2 separate regions of the Mus musculus genome follow, and region 1 is linked to region 2. Evidence: chromatin contacts called from ENCODE Hi-C or POLR2A ChIA-PET data. All regions are on one chromosome and are shown on one strand. Each heading gives the region's core, a stretch centred on a gene start or an enhancer-like site at or near the end of the contact. The rest is flanking DNA. Distances are from core to core; before and after follow the strand shown. Region 1 holds the start of 4930581F22Rik (RIKEN cDNA 4930581F22 gene). Region 2 holds the start of Hyls1 (HYLS1, centriolar and ciliogenesis associated).

What was found. Hi-C counts contacts between places; a loop is a spot of excess contacts on that map. ChIA-PET counts read pairs that join two places held with the same protein, here RNA polymerase II (POLR2A).
Region 1: a loop to region 2 is called in a map of T-helper 17 cell, with 2.7 times the contacts of the local background. The contact joins the promoter of 4930581F22Rik here to the promoter of Hyls1 in region 2. A Hi-C loop is called at or near these places in 1 of 37 maps with a recorded cell type or tissue (T-helper 17 cell). POLR2A ChIA-PET finds 5 or more read pairs at or near these places in 1 of 5 experiments (embryonic stem cell).

Annotation. Positions count from the first base shown.
Region 1 is chr9:35,115,410-35,118,109 of GRCm38, forward strand. It overlaps 4930581F22Rik (RIKEN cDNA 4930581F22 gene), which reads left to right and starts at 1,319. Exons shown (of 6, transcript NR_029475.1): 1 at 1,319-1,431; 2 at 1,960-2,700. St3gal4 (ST3 beta-galactoside alpha-2,3-sialyltransferase 4) reads right to left here and starts at 1,455. Exons shown (of 11, transcript NM_009178.4): 1 at 1,289-1,455. LOC115487216 (a long non-coding RNA gene) reads right to left here. Exons shown (of 3, transcript XR_003948311.1): 3 at 1,791-1,879.
Region 2 is chr9:35,568,690-35,571,389 of GRCm38, forward strand. It overlaps Hyls1 (HYLS1, centriolar and ciliogenesis associated), which reads right to left and starts at 1,380. Exons shown (of 4, transcript NM_029762.1): 1 at 1,188-1,380.

The DNA.
Region 1 (2,700 bases), core at 69-2,568, 450 kb before region 2:
GCCCAACTCCTGGCTTGCTGTAGTGGGGCTGGGGGATCGGATGTGTTGAGGAGGGTGAAATGAGTGGGAGGTGAGGCCCAGGGTTCAGTAAGCAGCCAAAGATGCCTTCCCCTATGCAACAGGACAGGCCATAGGGGATGCTCAGAGTAGGGCAGAGGCAGAATAAGTTTGAGGAAGCCGAGCGGTGTCAGTTTTCTCAAAGGATGTTTGCAGACCAACTCCCAACAGAACAAAACATGTCCAGTTATTTCTGAGGCCCTAAGTGACTGGCACCTCCTAGGTAGCACTCTAGGGGTGCCTGGGAAAGTAAGGTTATGGATGGTGTTTCACTAGCAAACTCACAACATTCCCTCTGTACCCCTGATACTTACACATATCAATTCGTTTACAACCCCCTGGGTAGAGAGGCCTGGAGGGGCCAAGTGGGATCTGTAGCACTGACCCTGCCCTGTGGTATTGGTGTGTGCCCCTTGTGAGAGACAACTATCACTGTGGTACTATTCAAACCCAGACTAGCCTTTTAAGCCTGACCGGGGGGAGGGGGGGGGGAGGATCTAGCCTAGAGGACAGAGAACAGAGTAGATCAGACTCATAAACCAGAAAGTCTACCCCTCGGTCTGGGAGGAATGGCAGTGGTACAAGACACGTTGGCATCTCGGGGCTGCCCATAGGTCTCAGCCAGCAAGGGTCTCAGAGAGGCACCTAGAACAGACATAGACAAGGGTTCTGCCCCAGCTCTAGGTTAACTTCTCAGTCTTATCCTAGGCCTTCTCACTGCCCATTACCCAGGCAACTTTGAAGCACAGTTGGCCCAAAGACCCCCCCTAATCCCTGGACACAGCCACCCTGCAATTTGGCAAGCCCACCTTTGGGCTTTGCCTCAGCGACCTTGCAACTCCAGCACACAGGCAGACCCTGCAAAACTTGTCACCTCTAGCAAAGCCAGCCCACACGTCCTGACTTCGGAGGATGCTAGAGGTGATAGTCACCCATTCAGCTAGGACGCAAGAGCGACAGGGTTGGGGGTTAGAAACTTTCCGGAGGATTGTCCTGCTCACTCACTCCTAGAGAGCGAGACAAGTCAGGCTTCCCGCGAAAATCTAGTCCAAGCAAGGGACCCAGCTCCCCAGGGCTGTGGCCACCCTACACCAACCCCGTGCAGCGTGGCGTCCACGTGCGGGGCCCCCCGACCACCTCTCCGAGCCGTGGCGGGAGGCTGCAGCCTCGCAGCCCCGTCACTCCCCGCCCTCCGCCGCGGGGCCCCAGAGCCCGGCTGCCGCGTACTCACCCTCGCGGGTGGAGCGGGGCGGGGCGAGGTAAATCCGCGCGCAGCTCCGATCCGTTAGGCGCCCCGACTGGCGGGGCAGCACTGGCGCAGTGGCTCCGCTCGGCCCGGTCCCTGTCCCGGGAGCGGGGCCGGCCTGGGAGCGGGCAAGTCCGCCTGAAGGGGAGGCGGGGGCCAGGGCTTGGGCGGGGGGCGGGGGGCGGGGAAGGGGCCGGACACGCTTGCGCACACGGTCGGGAAGCCGACAGCCGCGAACGCCGCGCTGGAGGGAGGGCGCACCGAGAGAGGGAGGGCGCGGAGAAAGGAGGGAGCTAAGAAGGGAGGGAGGGCATCGAGGAGGGAGGGCGCGCCGAAGGAGGGAGGACGCAGAGAAAGGAGGGAGTAAGGAGGGAGGGAGGGCGCAGAGGAAGGAGGGCGAGGGTGTGAGGCCGCGGGGAGACTGGGGTTGGCCTGGAGGCCTCCCTGGCCTGGAGAGAGACGGCCGGGGTGCGGGAGGCTGGATCGGGTGAGGGCAAACCCAGGGCAAGCGCTGCCTGTGAATGGCTCCAAGATGAGTATGCCCAACGTTGCCTCTAGCACTGATCCCACGCTCTCCTGGAAACAATAACCAAGAAAGGCTTCTTTGCTGTCCCCGCGCGGTTAAAAAAAAAAAAAGTATCCTTTTCTCTCTACAGAAACTCAAGAACAGGAATAGAAGTCCATCCTTCCAATATCCTCCCATGCCCTCATGGCAGTCAGGTGACCTAAATTGACGAGCCTTTTCTCTGCCCCAGGCCGGCCTATGCGCCCCAAACTGCTCCCTTAGCTCTTCCTCCTTTGCATACCCTCTCTTAGCCTTGGATAACTTCTCAGTTTCCGTTCTTGCTGAAGGCGCCAGGCATCCTGTCTCCAGAGGAAACCCCTTCAAGCCTTTAACCCTGATGCCGTGGGCTCTAGAATTGCCTGGACTGCAAACAGTGCAGAAACCACCCTGCAGGACTGTCCATTTCAGGAGTCAGCACAGTGTTACCCAGTTCCTAGCTTGAGCACCCTGGGGCTACAAGGAAAGTATTAGATCCAGTCCCCCTTCCCCCGGAAGCTTGCTATCTAGTTGCAGAGAAGGGGTGGCGGGTGTTGTGCTGGACTCCCATCAAGAAACAGGCGGCACAGGATGTGACTAAGTGTAAGTAAGATGTGAATAACTGACAGTAAGTGCCCAGGGTTTTAACGGAGTTTAAAGTCATCGTCAGGGGAAGCTGGAGGTCTCATGTGTTGGGACTCTCCAATTCACAACAAAACGAAGAGGTGGCCTCCAGCTTCTTCCATTCCGGCTGTTTCCATCTGAATTATACCTTGCATAGGTGGAAGCTCTTTGGCAGCTCACCAAAACCTAGTTTTATTTGAATGGTACCTTTGGCCTGACAGTCACCTAGTCA
Region 2 (2,700 bases), core at 130-2,629:
ATATAAAAGAAAATGGGTTCAGTTAGCTTCTTGGTTGTCATCACAGAAGCAGTCAATGAGAAGCTCCTAAAGGTATTTTTACAAAATTACTTCAGAGAGAGAATATTTATACAAACTCCAAAGTAGGACTGAATGTTAGAAAAATGTAAAGTAGGGAATAAAGCTTACTTCACTTAAAAAGTGGAATTACTTCAAAAGGTTTTGAAGTTTAATTGAGACATGTATATATCTCTTCTGGAGTTGGCCTGGGGTGATTTTAGACTAAAGCCAAGATGATTTTTAATGGCATCCTTACAGTGATAAAGTCCTGTTCCTTTGTGTTCAAATTATGTCCCCTTCATTTTTACACCTCAAATATGTAGATGCTTACAAGTGAAATGCAACTTCTCATGTTTATAGGTTATACTCAGTTCCTTTGCTTACAACGATCTCACAAGCTAAGCCATCTTATATATCGAGGATAAATATGGGTAATAGTGACTAAAATTACCTTTCCCTTAAAAACAAAAAACCCTCAAACAGTTTAATGCTCCAGGATTACCTAGTTACAGTAAAAAGATTCAGGGCTGGGGGGTGGGGTGGGATTTTTAACCCTTTAAATTCCTGTATTTGGCTATAACTGAAATTATGGTGCAATTTAACTTCTAAATTGAATGACAAACTGCTCTCTAGAAAAACTGATTATTACCTCAACACACGCGTTAGAGTGCCTCTATTTTCACTTTCATCAGCACTGCACACTGAAAAAACCTAGCCAACTTGAAAGAAAGGGCACAGTGATATTTTTGTTTGTATTGTATAGTTTTTATACGGGTTTTCTCACTCTTTCTGGGGTAAGATCACCCAGAGGGGTTCCTTCAGTTTTACTTGCTATCCTAAATCCTAAGCAAGCCGGCTGTACACTTGAATCCACGGAAGGTGTAACCCAAACCTGAGGCTACTTCCCTGCTCTTCCAACAATAACACCACCAGTCGCACCATCTGGCCACGGGCGTGCCGTGAGCTCGACTTCCCCAGGGACCCGTCCCCGTTTCCATGCTGGCAGGGAGGGCTCTGTCCACTCGCTTGCCCACCGGGCAAAAGTGGCGCAGGCAAGGTGTACATTACATTGTGACCTGCAGGGGCTTGGGCGGCCTGTGCTCGGGCTGCGAGTTAAAGACGTCCCGAGCAACGCTGCCGAGATTTACCTTGAACGCCAGAACCTGGCAGGGAAGAAAACGCGAATCCACGCGCAGCGGCCGAGGGAAAGAGCGTGGGCTCCGCTGCACCCTGTCCCAGGAAAGGTCCACCGCTCCGGCTCCGTGATCCTCACCAGCCTCGGCCGCCGCTGCCCAGGGTCTAGCAGTCGCGGCTCACCCCGGAACGCTGTTTCCCACTCGCGCAGGCGCACGACACCTCCACGTTCAGCGTAGTCGTTAACGGTCCGCTGTTCAAGTTTAAATCCCGAAGAGAGCCCACGCCTTTGGCTCCGCCCACCATCTCTCTCGTTGGTCCAGAGGCCAGACGTTCTCCACGTCTACATAACGATTGGTGCACATTTTCTCTAAGCCCTCCCCAACCTCGGGCCCGGAAGCGGGGTTTGGGGCGTGGAGCTGAAGTGGGAACCCGCCGGACCGTGGCGCGGAATCTGTTTCTTGGTCGTGTGGGTGTTAGTCTGGCGGTTAGGCAACGGGCTGGCCCTGCTCCGTGCCGCAGCCGCTCTTGGCTGTGGCCGGCGGCGTCGGAGGGTAGCGGAGGGGAGGGTTCTGGGGCGTGGCTGGCCCGGCTCGTGAGTCGGTCTCCACTGCAACCCGCGATAGGACCGCCCGACCAATTCCAGCTGCAGCGGTCCCCGCGGCACGGTATGCACTCTTCCAGAACGCACTATTATTGCCCTCCTTTTCTAGCGTACTGTTAACAAAATAGTATAATAAAAATATTACATGTATGTCTGACGTTTACAATGATTTGTGTACTTACAAAGAAAAAAAAAGGGACCCTAGTGCTTTGGGGACTACTGAGGGTAAGATCGGAAAAGAGGCCCCCATCCCCCGTACTTTAACTTTCTACATCAAATACAAATAGGTGTTTATTTCTTAATATATAGAAAGCTGGGTTGTTAAGATAGCTCTGGGGTTAAGAGCACGGGTTGCTCTTCCATAGGTCCTGAGTTCAATTCCTAGTAATCACATAGTTGCACATGGTTGGCTCATAAAGGGATCTTATGCTCTCTTCTGGGAGCGGGTGTTCATCAGACAGAGCACTCATACGTACCCCCACCCCTCAAATGCTAGAATGCTTAAATCTTCCAAACAATTCTTTTTTTGTTGAGGTTTTTTTTTTTTTTTTTTGCTTTTTGAGACAGGGTTTCTCTGTATATCCCTGGCTGTCCTGGAATTTACTTTGTAGACCAGGCTGGCCTCAAACTCAGAAATCCACCTGCCTCTGCCTCTTATCACTTGCCTACTTAGCTTTTTAATCAGGGCCCTTGCTCTACCTCTGAGGCAGTTAAGAATTTATGAAAACTGAATGACTACCCCTTGATGGACAATGTGACACTACTTTATTACACACATTCTTAGGACAAATATCCTGCTTTCATGTAATGCTTGTATGGAATTTCCTTTAGCATGGAACCTCCAGCTAATGTGTCTTAAGCAAGGTTAGATGATTCATTTTCTTACCTACTTTTGGACATTCAGCTTCATTTCTATACCTCAA